Regions from separate parts of the Homo sapiens genome. Here regions 2 and 3 are each linked to region 1. A link is a contact called in ENCODE Hi-C or POLR2A ChIA-PET data. All regions are on one chromosome and are shown on one strand. Each heading gives the region's core, a stretch centred on a gene start or an enhancer-like site at or near the end of the contact. The rest is flanking DNA. Distances are from core to core; before and after follow the strand shown.

What was found. Hi-C counts contacts between places; a loop is a spot of excess contacts on that map. ChIA-PET counts read pairs that join two places held with the same protein, here RNA polymerase II (POLR2A). Pooled maps may share reads with other maps.
Region 2: a pooled map shows a loop between it and region 1 (9-fold over the local background). The contact joins the promoter of METTL3 here to the promoter of METTL17 in region 1. A Hi-C loop is called at or near these places in 1 of 37 single-sample maps with no recorded cell type and 8 of 50 pooled maps. POLR2A ChIA-PET finds 5 or more read pairs at or near these places in 1 of 52 experiments (HepG2).
Region 3: a pooled map shows a loop between it and region 1 (2.9-fold over the local background). The contact joins the enhancer-like site here to the promoter of METTL17 in region 1. A Hi-C loop is called at or near these places in 1 of 168 maps with a recorded cell type or tissue (GM11168) and 1 of 50 pooled maps. POLR2A ChIA-PET finds 5 or more read pairs at or near these places in 2 of 52 experiments (WTC11 and activated B cell).

What each region holds. Positions count from the first base shown.
Region 1 is chr14:20,988,502-20,992,141 of GRCh38, reverse strand. METTL17 (methyltransferase like 17) reads right to left here and starts at 2,162. Exons shown (of 14, transcript NM_022734.3): 1 at 2,065-2,162; 2 at 1,759-1,912; 3 at 1,544-1,678; 4 at 1-18. The coding sequence starts at 2,139. RefSeq lists an enhancer at 1,586-1,635 and a silencer at 2,386-2,515.
Region 2 is chr14:21,509,891-21,513,602 of GRCh38, reverse strand. It overlaps METTL3 (methyltransferase 3, N6-adenosine-methyltransferase complex catalytic subunit), which reads left to right and starts at 2,263. Exons shown (of 11, transcript NM_019852.5): 1 at 2,263-2,479. The coding sequence starts at 2,380. RefSeq lists an enhancer at 1,981-2,220.
Region 3 is chr14:21,555,204-21,559,404 of GRCh38, reverse strand. No RefSeq gene overlaps it. Among named protein-coding and RNA genes, the nearest start is that of OR10G3, 23 kb to the left of the region's middle. RefSeq lists a silencer at 561-747 and enhancers at 766-1,309, 1,310-1,853. Within about 2 kb of position 1,649, at least 21 of the 41 ENCODE cell types and tissues checked have a DNase peak (open chromatin) inside an H3K27ac peak, as active enhancers do.

The sequences.
Region 1 (3,640 bases), core at 913-3,412:
CCTCTGTCTGAGATAAGTCTGTGGTGAGAACAAGGACTGGAAGTCAGGACCTAGGGAGAACAGGGCTCAGATCCAATATCTGAATATACTGCCCACCCAGTCCTCCCCGACTCCACCTAAGAAAAGCCTTAAAGCTCAAGGGAGACGACAAACCTAGAGAAAAGTTTCAGGCAAGAATTAACGGTAACAACTACCACTAACAGATTGTATCAGATAGCATTTTATTTATAAGAATGGTTTATTCAGCTTAACCAATCCTGTCCCACAGGTTTGTTTTATATTAAAGGAAAGTGTGATACAAATTTAAAGGGTAAGCTGGGTGCGGTGGCTCACGCCTGTAAGCTCAGCACTTTGGGAGGCTGAGGCAGGCGGATCACGAGGTCAGGAGTTTGAGAACAGCCTGACCAACATGGTGAAAACCTTTCTCTACGAAAAATACAAAAATTAGCCAGGCGTGGTGGCGTGCACCTGTATTCCCAGCTACTTGGGAAGCTGAGGCAGGAGAATCACTTGAAACCGGGAGGCAGAGGTTGTGGTGAGCTGAGATCGCACCACTGCACTATAGCCTGGGCAACAGAGCAAGACTCTGTCTCAAAAAAAAAAAATTTTTTTTAAAGGGTAGGCCAAGGACATTATTTTTTGGATTTCTTCACTTCTCCAAAATTTAAGGTTTTGATGATCTCCACTATTCCTATGGAGAGGAAAGAAATCTGAAAATCTACGTCTCATGACTGTTCAGTTCAGTACTATTTAGCAAGTATCTACTGAACTACTGTGAGCCAGGTACTGTGAGGTGTGCAGGGAATGCAAGATGAATAAATGGTAGTGTCAAGGAGCTCACAATCATGAAACTAACTTGATGAATTATATTTACCCTCTTATCCCAGAAGAGGGTTTCAGTACTGGGCAGGGACCATCCAGGGACTTTATTTTACCTGAATAAAAACTTAGAAGGTCCTAATCCAGTGGACTTGCAGAAAAAAATAAATATCTAGATTTTAACAGTATATTGGTAGCCAGGCGCGGTGGTTCATGCCTGTAATCCTAGCACTTTGGGAGGCCAAGGTGGGCGGATCACCTGAGGTCAGAAGTTCGAGACTAGCCTGGCCACCATGATGAAACCCCGTCTCTACTAAAAATACAAGTAGCCGGGTGTGGTGGTGCACGCCTGTAATCCCAGCTACTGAAGAGGCTGAGGCAGGAAAATCACTTAAACCCGGGAGGCGGAGGTTGCAGTGAGCCGAGATCGAGCATTACACTTCAGCCTGGGTGACAGAGCAAGACTCTGTCTCAAAGCAAAAACAAAACAACAAAACAAACAAACAAACAAAAAACAGTATACTGGGACATTCTGACCTTTACCTAAGCAATCTCTAAAATAATCTACCTTCTTTTAGTAAGGCATCATTGTAACAACTGCTGCTCTGGTTAGAAAGTCAAATAAGAGACTTCAGTATCTGAGAGATTGTAGAATTATTTCTTACTCTTCATTTCTAACCGATATTTCAATCTCGCCCACTTTTTAATTATTCTTAAGTCCTACCTGGGTTTTCCAGGAATTTTTTCTCAAGATGCCTAGCCCGTCTTTGCAACTCCTCTGGCTCTACAGGCAAATGTCTGCTCCAGAGATAACTGGTCAGTGTTTGCACCTGATTCTCCATAGTGGGCCCAGCGCTCCCTATGGGCCAAAGACGAAAAGCGGAATCACTTGCATGTAGGTCCAGTCCCGTTTCTTCTCGCTTTCCCGCCGTTACTCACCAAGTAGCAATAACTGGGCACCGTTAGCCAGTGCCTGTGGCAGCCGCACGTGCGGCAGCTTTAGGATGCCAGGGTGCTGGCGATGAGGCCTCTTCTGCAGGAAACCGGACTTGTTATCTACCTGGGTCACTCCGGGTACTAAGGCGGCGAGCGCCTGCAGGCAGAGAAAGGTAGGTTGATTTCCTGGCAGAAAGGAAAGTTGCTGGCAATCGCTAGGGCGGGGGCTGCCAGGAGCGCTCCTCCTCTGCGCGGAGATGTCTCTGCAGATCCAGAGTCTCTCCGACAGCAGGGAATGTAGGCACTCACCCGGGCCTGGGGAGCCACTCCAAGGCCGGGGCACCATCTTCCTAATGTCAGTAGACACTTCAGTGCCGCCGCCATGGCTCCGGAGGCGAACCGGAAACGGAAATACAGGTGCCTGTGACCCTCAGTCCCAACGCCGCAAGGAGCAGCCTTCGCAGAACTTCTCCCGACAGTTTCAGCCAACGAGAAGAGCGAGTGTTTGCCAGCAGCCAATAAGCAATGGTTATATAAATAATCCTTGAGGCAGAAACCGTGTTTGGGCCGACTTGAAGGCTGCGTTGGGCCTGGTCACCGGCCCCAGAAATCAAGAGGGTGGGGTGGGGCGGGGCGGGACGGGACGGGGGCGGGATGGGGTTGGGTGTGAGCGCGCCAGCAAAGACTGTTTCTGGGAGTACTGACTTCCTGTGTTCTTTGCATTCCTCCGCGGAGAACTCTGAGTCTTGGGTTGTTTCCCTGTGTGAAAAAGGGAGACTGCAGTAACGGAAAGAAGAGAAAAATCAGATTTAAGCGACTGAAGAAAACAGAAATTAATAGTTAAATGATTATTGAATAGTTAATAGTTTGATAAATATTAAACCTAGTTAATAGGTTTATTTATTTTTTTACATTTGTTAATTTCTCTTCAAATGAGACCAGTCTTCTTAGTAAGCTAACATAACACTTACTGAGAACACCTATGTGCTAGGTACTTCAGGGAAAAGGACTGATCCCCACTTCACAGAAAACATGGTTCTGACGGGGACCCTCCTGTGTCTGCTGCTACGTCAGAGTGTTTCCCCCAGGCCCAGGACTTAGACAGTAGCCGTCTGATTACCTGAGGTGCAGAATCTCAGGTGGGTCCAGCCACTATTGTGACGTGATAATATAGCATAGGGGAATGGTCTCCAGAGTCTGCAAGCTCATCAACACCTTCATTCACTAGAGCATCAGAAGGATAAATGGCATATGCAAGGCGATATCTACTTTCGGGACCTGACAGTGGACAACTGCTACCTCAGTCTCCGAACACTTGAGCTCACCCAGTGTGTGATTTCTGTGGGCTCCTGGCCCCCTAATTTCCGTTACAGGTTTAGGATGTTCTCCCAGCACATCCACTTGACCTGTGTGTGGAACCAGCCAGTTCATCTGGAGGGCTAGACTCCTGAGTCATCAGGCTAGGGCCTGATGATCTCAGGCCCCAGCGCCCTAATTGGACTTTCCTTCTGTGGTTCTCTACCTTATTCGACTTCTTCCCCAAATCTGCAGACCTCACCGACTGCAGCCTGCCAGCTCTCTCAGGGCTCCTCATCTCGGGGTGAGGTGGGGTGAGGAGACATGGGTGGACAGGGGGAGAAGGGCCGCTCTGCCTCTTCCAGGCGGAACCGCCCTTCCTGTAGATGAATGCATGGCCCACTGACACATCCTAGGCTGACACTTGCCTCTTTTCCAGCTTTTCCTCAGTCCTCCTTTTACCTGGGAATCTTTCCTGGGTGCTCAAAAGGGTCACCACAGTGACCTCTACCCCTCCAGTGAGAATGCTCACGTTCAGAGTCGTGATTCTGTGTGTGCCCTGGGCTGAGGACTCTGCCCTAGAGATATC
Region 2 (3,712 bases), core at 1,014-3,513, 520 kb before region 1:
CAAATTTGGAAACCTAAAATTTCTCCCAATATTCCCAAATATAAATCTTTATGTTCTGGCGAACTAATCCAGATTGGCATAACACACATCACGCTTTCCTACCTCTAGTCTAGACCTTTGCCTTTATCATATTCCAGACCTGGATTTCCCTCCTATACCTTCACCTACTGAAACCTTAGTGGTCATTTTAAGCCTGAACCTTGATTCCAGCTTCTTTCCAATGCCTTCCTGGGTCATTAAACTTGGAGTCCTCCTCTTCTTTGAAATCACGTTTTTTTTTTTCCTGTTTTTTTGTTTTGTTTTGTTTTTGTTTTTTAAAAAGTCTATGCCCATGCTACCTCATGCTGTGAAGATGGTTCAGTATTAATAAACTGGCTCACAGCTCCTTGACCAGATTATAAACTCTTTGAAAACAGGAGCCATGCCAGTCAAACTATTTTTTGTATTTTTTGGACAACAGCGTATGGCATCATGTAGACATTGGATAAGTCAGTGATTCCCGAAATGTTTCCATTCAGGGAGCTCCATTAAAAAAACAAAACAAACAAACAAACAAAAGGCCAAGCCGGTGGCTCATGCCTGTAACCCCAGCACGTTGGAAAGCCAAGGCAGGCTGATGAGCTAAGGTCAGGAGTTCAAGACCAGCCTGGCCAACATGGTGAAACCCCATCTCTATTAAAAATACAAAATTAACTGGGCATGGTGGCAGGTCCCTGTAATACCTGCTACTAGGTAGGCTGAGGCAGCTAGAATCCAGGAGGTGGAGGTTGCAGTGAGCTGAGATCACACCACTGCACACCAGCCTGGGCAGTAAGAATGAAACTCTGTGTCAGGCCAGGCTCGGTGGCTCACGCCTGTAATCCCAGCACTTTGGGAGGCTGAGGCAGGGGGGCAGATCGTAGGGGCAGATCACGAGGTCAGGAGTTCGAGACCAGCCTGGCCAACATAGTGAAACCCTGTCTCTACTAAAAATAAAAAAAATTAGCCAGGTGTGGTGGCACGCGCCTGTAATCCCAGCTATTCGGGAGGCTGAGGCAGGAGAATCGCTTGAACCCAGGAGGCGGAGGTTGCAGTGAGCTGAGACCACGCCATTGCACTCCAGCCTGGGTGACAGAGTGAGTGAGACTCCATCTCAAAAAAAAAAAAAAAAGAAAATGTGTCAAAAAAAGAAAGAAAGAAAGGATTGTAGGAAAAACCACCACCACCAACCTTGTATTTAAGTTTACTACACATACAGAAAAGTGCACACCAAAATGTTCAGCTCAATTACATTTCACAAACTGAACACACTCATGCAGGTAGCTCTCATAACAAAAAACACAACGCAACCAGGACCTCAAAGCCCTCTTAGTGTCGGAACCCGATTTTAATAGATTACACGTACTTTGTAAATTTAGCCTAAGAGAGAGATCACGTATTTGAAGACCTCTCGGATTTTTCCTTCATCAGCCCTCCCCACTTCCCCACGCCTCGTCAACACAAAGAAGCATGCCCGCACCCACCACCGCCCCCTCCTCACCTCAGATTGGGGACCACCGTTGTGTTTTTTATTTTTTTGTAAATGAACGCATGGAAACAAACCAACACCACCTTCAGTGGAAAAGGTATGTTAGTACCAAACTGTCAAAAGGAACTAGTGATCCTTCATCTTAAAAATCTGTACTATGGCCGGGTGTGGTGGCTCACGCCTGTAATCCTAGCACTTTGGGAGGCCAAGGAGGGCGGATCACGAGGTGAGGAGTTCGAGACTGGCCTGGCCAACACAGTGAAACCCCGTCTCTACTAAAAATACAAAAAATCTGCCGGGCGTGGTGGCGGGCGCCTGTAATACCAGCTACTCGGGAGGCTGCGGCAGGATAATCACTTGAACCCGGGAGGTGGAGGTTGCTGTGAGCCGAGATCGCGCCATTGCACTCCAGCCAGGGCGACAGAGTGAAACTCCGTCTCAAAAAAAAAAAAAAGAAAAAAACCCCCAAAACTGTACTATATGGTGTTGCTCTCTACGAGTGCTACTTTAACACAAGTCAACTCTCAGGACTCCTCTCCGAATATTCAACATGGCCGCATGCGCGTCTATAAGCAACATGGCCGCTCTGCCAGTCACCAACATGGCAACCACAGCCTCACTGTGTCCGGAAGCATGAGAGAGCGGGTATGAGGACTATACCGGCCGCTCTGCCAACACCTAACGTGGCTCTTTATAGCTTCCAAGAAAGCGCGACACCGGAAATGACTTTTCTGTCTTGCTCAGCTCCAGGGGTCATTTTCCGGTTAGCCTTCGGGGTGTCCGCGTGAGAATTGGCTATATCCTGGAGCGAGTGCTGGGAGGTGCTAGTCCGCCGCGCCTTATTCGAGAGGTGTCAGGGCTGGGAGACTAGGATGTCGGACACGTGGAGCTCTATCCAGGCCCACAAGAAGCAGCTGGACTCTCTGCGGGAGAGGCTGCAGCGGAGGCGGAAGCAGGACTCGGGGCACTTGGGTGAGGCACTGGGCTGTTGGGGCCGAGGCTCAACCGGGGAGGACGGGCGGGATCCCTAGAGAAAAAGCTCCAGAGTCACTGCCCTTTACCAAACGGCCATTTCTATAAAGCCTCGTACATTGGTACTCCCTCTCCACCTTCAGCAGCAGACGTTCGCCCTTCTGCAAGTAGTTCGCGGTTCCTCCTCACGCTGGGCCTCGGTTCTTCCAGCTCACTTTTACCGGACGGACGCTTGAGCCCCACCCTCGTCCGCCTTGCCCACTCCTCTTCAGACTGCGAGGACGTCGCCTTTGTGAGGCTGCTCAGCCCCCTATCCCGCGAAGCAGCAAGAACCCCTTTTTGTTGCTGCTTTGGCGCTTTGTTCCCTCAGTTATAACGACTGTTTTGTAGTGGTCATTTCTTGGCAGCTGTGGGTACAGTAAGCGAGGAATGAACCTTTATATCCGCAGTGCCCAATTTAGTGGCCCGTACAGAGTGGCACTGGGTGTTTCTGAATGAGTACCCCTACCGGCATTGACTTAGCCATTTACATACCTAGCAGGAATCTGAAAACATTTGTGTTTGGTTTCCAAACTTTTTCTCTTCTCCTGTTGCCCCCGTGTCACGATCATAAAACTTGAAGGAAATTTAAAAGATTAAATTCACTGTTATCCACTCCCTACCCTCAGGACAAACTCTGAATTATTTAAGGCAAACTAGTAACAAAGCTCTGCAAAAATAGTGACTCAGTATCACCTTTGTGGTAGATTGTTCCAATATTTGTCAGTATCTTCAACTGCATCTCTAAATCTTGTCTAGATCATGTTAGGTTCATGTGCTCGTATTCTGGCCCCTAGAAATAGAAGATGCACTGGCAGGATCCTCCCACCTAATTAATTACCTTTCTTGAGTATCTACAGTGTTCATGGGTCTAATTAGACAAAAATAAGGAAGAAATTGCCCCTGTCCTCAAGAAGTTTAAAAAGCATAGGATTCAAGGGGAGACGCTTACAAAAAGTGAGGAATATGATAAGATATATGTACGAAACCAAATGAATGAATCTACAGTCTGTACAATGAAGAGAAGTAACAAGAGCTGGTGTAGGTAGTGAAGCCATCAAAACCATCATAGTGGAATTGGCACTTGAATTTGGCCTTTATGGCTATATAGGACCTAGATAATTAAAGAGGTAAGAGGGGAGGATAGTGGAGTAAGAAGTGCAAGTCATATGGTCAGGCAATAATTAGTAGTCA
Region 3 (4,201 bases), core at 400-2,899, 570 kb before region 1:
AGCCACCACCTTGCAACCTGTCTTTAAAAAAAGAAAGGCCGGGCACAGTGGCCCACACCTGTAATCCCAACACCTTGGGAGGCCGAGGCGGGTGGATCACATGACGTCAGGAGTTCAAGACCAGCCTGACCAACATGGTGAAACCCCATCTCTACTAAAAATACAAAAATTAGCCAGGTGCCATGGTGCGCACCTGTAATCTCAGCTACTCTGGAGGCTGAGACAGGAGAATCTCTTGAACCCAGGAGGCAGCGGTTGCAATGAGCCGAGATCATGCCACTGCACTCCAGCCTCAGTGACAGAGTGAGACTCTGTCTCAAAGAAAAAAAAAGTAAAATTAGCCGGGTATGGTGGCGTGCACTTGTAGTCCCAGCTACTCAGCAGGCTGAGGTGGGAGGATTGCTCAAGCCAGGTAATTAGAGGCTGCAGTAACCCATCCATGATAACACGGCTGCACTCTAGCCTGGGTGACAGAGTGAGACTATCTGAACAGAAGACGAAAAAAAAAAGAAAAAGAAAAGAGACAAGACAAGACAAGACAAGATAGTGGAGCAAAGCTTCTGCTTTTCCTTTGTAAGCCAGCAAATGCTACCCTATGGAAGGGAAAGGACGGGAAGAGAAAAGTACTGTCCAACTCCACTGAATCTGTAGCAACAGCATGACGTTCAGATAAAAAATATCTAATATGGCTGGGCACAGTGACTCACACCTGTAATCCCAGCACTTTGGGAGGCCGAGGCGGGTGGATCATCTGAGGTCAGGAGTTCGAGACCAGCCTGCTCAACATGGTGAAACCCCATCTCTACTAAAAATCCAAAAGTTAGCTGGGCATGGTGGCGTGTGCGTGTATTAGTCCCAGTTACTCGGGAGGCTTAGGCAAGAGAATCGCTTGAACCCGGGAGGTGGGGGTTGCAGTGAGCTGAGATTGCATCACTGCACTCCAGCCTGGGCGACAGAGTGAGATTCCGTCTCAAACAGACAAACAAAAAAAAAATCTGGTATGGAGTTGGGAGAGATAAGACTAAACCTCATGTTCCCATATTTGAATTGGATGCAAAAAAAAAAAAAAAAAAATTCGGCCGGGCGTGGTGGCTCGCGCCTGTAATCCCAGCACTTTGGGAGGCTGAGGCACCTGAGGTCAGTAATTCAAGACCAGCCTGGCCAACATGGTGAAACCCTGTCTCTACAAAAATTAGCCGGGCATAATGCAGGTGCCTGTAATCCCCAACTACGCGGGAGGCTGAGACATGAGAATCGCTTGAACCCAGGAAGCGGAGGTTGTAGTGAGCCGAGATTGCGCCACTGCGTTCCAGCCTGGGCGACAGGGTGAGACTCCGTCGCAAAAATAAATACATAAATAAATAAAATTTTTAAAAAATAAAAATAAAAATTCACCAACATAAAGATGATATTTAAATCTGTATATGTGAGAAGGAACAAGTACTAACTGCATCACAATTAAACAGTTTCCTAGGAGTGGCTTCTGAATGTTACTTCTTTGTATCTTATTTTTGTATCTGAATGTTACTTCTTTGTATACTTACTGGCCTGTATCGCAGGCTTTCACTTGTTAATTGAGTTCTCTCTTCTTAAGTATTTTGGCATTTCTACCACCAGGTGGCGATGTCCCACTGTCTTTCATTTACTCATTGTCGAACGAGAGATTCTTAAAGAATTTGGGGGTGGGGGGAGGGGTCAGGTTATGTCCTTCTACTAGTTATACAAATAAGCGCTTGCTTTCATGCTGAAAAGCGAAAAGAATTTGGAGGGGGAGGGTAAGAGGTCAGGCAGTGGCTGCCTCTTCCTCCCTATTTGTTTTCTTAGTCGTTTGGTTTCCATGGGAATCCATGTTTGAGCAGCAACTCTGAATCCATTTACTGCCCCTCCAGGCTTGGGGCTGAGCCCAGAGACAAGCTGTGAAGAACAGCAGATGGGTAGAAAGGCGGGGAAGATTTATTTGGTAAATTTGGATAGCAAAAGAGGCCAACAGGTGCCGGGGGAGCAGTGGTGAGGTGGAGTGCACGAAGGAATGTGAAAGGCAGACAATGTTTTTTAGTTCAAATAAAATTGGGGAACATTAAAATAGTTTCCAAAACTCTTCAGTCAGGGATACTCTGTTCTCTCCCCATAGATCATCTTAGGACACACTCTGGGCCTTGTATATTACCAGGTCCTCTCTATCTCTTATCCAAAAAAAAATCAACAGGCTAGGCACCATGGCTCACACCTGTAATCCCGACATTTTGGGAGGATGAGGCAGGAGGATCACTTGAGCCTAGGAGTTTGAGACCAACCTGGGCAATAGAGGGAGATCCCATCTCCACAAAAAAAAAAAAATTGTTTTAATTAGCTGGGCATGGTGGCTCACACCTATAGTCCCAGCTACTCTGAAGGCTGCAGTGGGAGGATCGCCTTAGCCCAGGAGTTCAAGGCCACAGTGAGCCGTTATCTTTTTGCCAGCCTGGGCAACAGAGCAAGACCCTGTCTCAACAAAACAAAACAAAACAAAACAAAAACGTCAGCAGACAAGTGTCAGAACCTGTCCAAGGTTAAAGCCCTTTGGAGTAAGAGAACTCCAAGGAAAAAACCTCCACTGCATTCCCCAGGCAAAGCATAATTCCGCATACAGCAAGCTCTCAGTAAAATATTGGTTGAATGAATGAATGAATGAATGAATGAATGAGCAATAAGAATCAGATGGCCTTGACTAGCCTTACTTAGTTCCAGCTTGAGATAACAAACTCAGCACAAAGAAAAATCATCTATTCTGTCATCAAAATCATGAGGATGTGAATGTTTTCATTCACAGATTAAGTCATTCAAAGAATGATGAGGGTGTTTTGTTGTTGTTGTTCTGCTTAAATCAGATGTTTTTCATACTTGCATTACTAATACCCCAGTTTCTAAGAGTATTTGCATTTCAGTTTGTTTGTGACAATATTCGGGTATCCATTCACAGATAGCAGTTGATCTGCATATGAACAGCTTTCTACCTTGAGATGGAATCAAGTCTTCCCTCTAATTCCTTAACCACCAGCCCCACTCTTTCTCTTCACTTTCTGACCCACTACCCTGTTTAATTATCATTCATTCTGTAGTTATTTATTTGCTTACATTTTTATTGCTTGTCACTTCTACAAATGATAGGTGACAAGCTTCTTTCTTTCTTCCGGATCACTAAGCCTTCTCTAAGTTTTATCGTCTAAATGTTCATCTTACTTTTTTTTTTCTTTTTTCTTTTTTTTTTTTTTTTTTTGAGACAAAGTCTCACTCTCTCACATGGCTGGAGTGCAGTGGCACGATCTTGGCTCACCGCAACCTCCACCTCTCAGGTTCAAGCAATTCTCCTTTCTCAGCCTCCTGAGTAGCTGGGATTACAGGTGTGTGCCACCACGCCCAGCTAATTTTTATATTTTTAGTAGAGACGGGGTTTCACCATGTTGGCCAGGATGGTCTCAATCTCCTGACCTCGTGATCCACCCCGCTCAGCCTCCCAAAGTGCTGGTATTACAGGCACCCGTGCGCGGCCCTTATGTTCTTTTGAAATCCCCAATTTAAGTGACTTCTTCATTATTCTAATTTAATCTGCTCACCCTCCTGCCCTCCAATTGGAAATGGCCTTTCCTTCCTCTGAACTTGTATGCAGTTGATCTGCATTGCTTATAGCACTCACCTCTTGTTCTCTATGCAGAACAGTGTAATAATATTAACTATCAAATGTTGTGAACTTGGTGGCCGGGTGCAGTGGCTCATGCGTGTAATCCCAGCACTTTGGGAGGCCAAGGCAGGTGGATTACCTGAGGTCAGGAGTTCAAGACCAGCCTGGATTAGCTGGGCATGATGGGGAGCACCTGTAATCCCTGTAATCCTAATGCTTTGGGAGACTGAGGTGGAAGGATCACTCGAGCCCAGGCGTTCAAGGCCAGCCTGGGCAACATAGTGAGACCCTGTCTCTATTTTATAAAAAATATAAAAATGGCCAGGCGCGGTGGCTCACACCTGTAATCCCAGCACTTTGGGAGGCCGAGGTGGGCGGATCACCTGAGGTCGGGAGTTCGAGACCAGCCTGACCAACATGGAGAAACCCTGTCTCTACTAAAAATACAAAAAATTATCTGGGCATGGTGGCGCATTCCTGTAATCCCAGCTACTAGGGAGGCTGAGGCAGGAGAATCGCTTGAACCTGGGAGGTGGAGGTTGC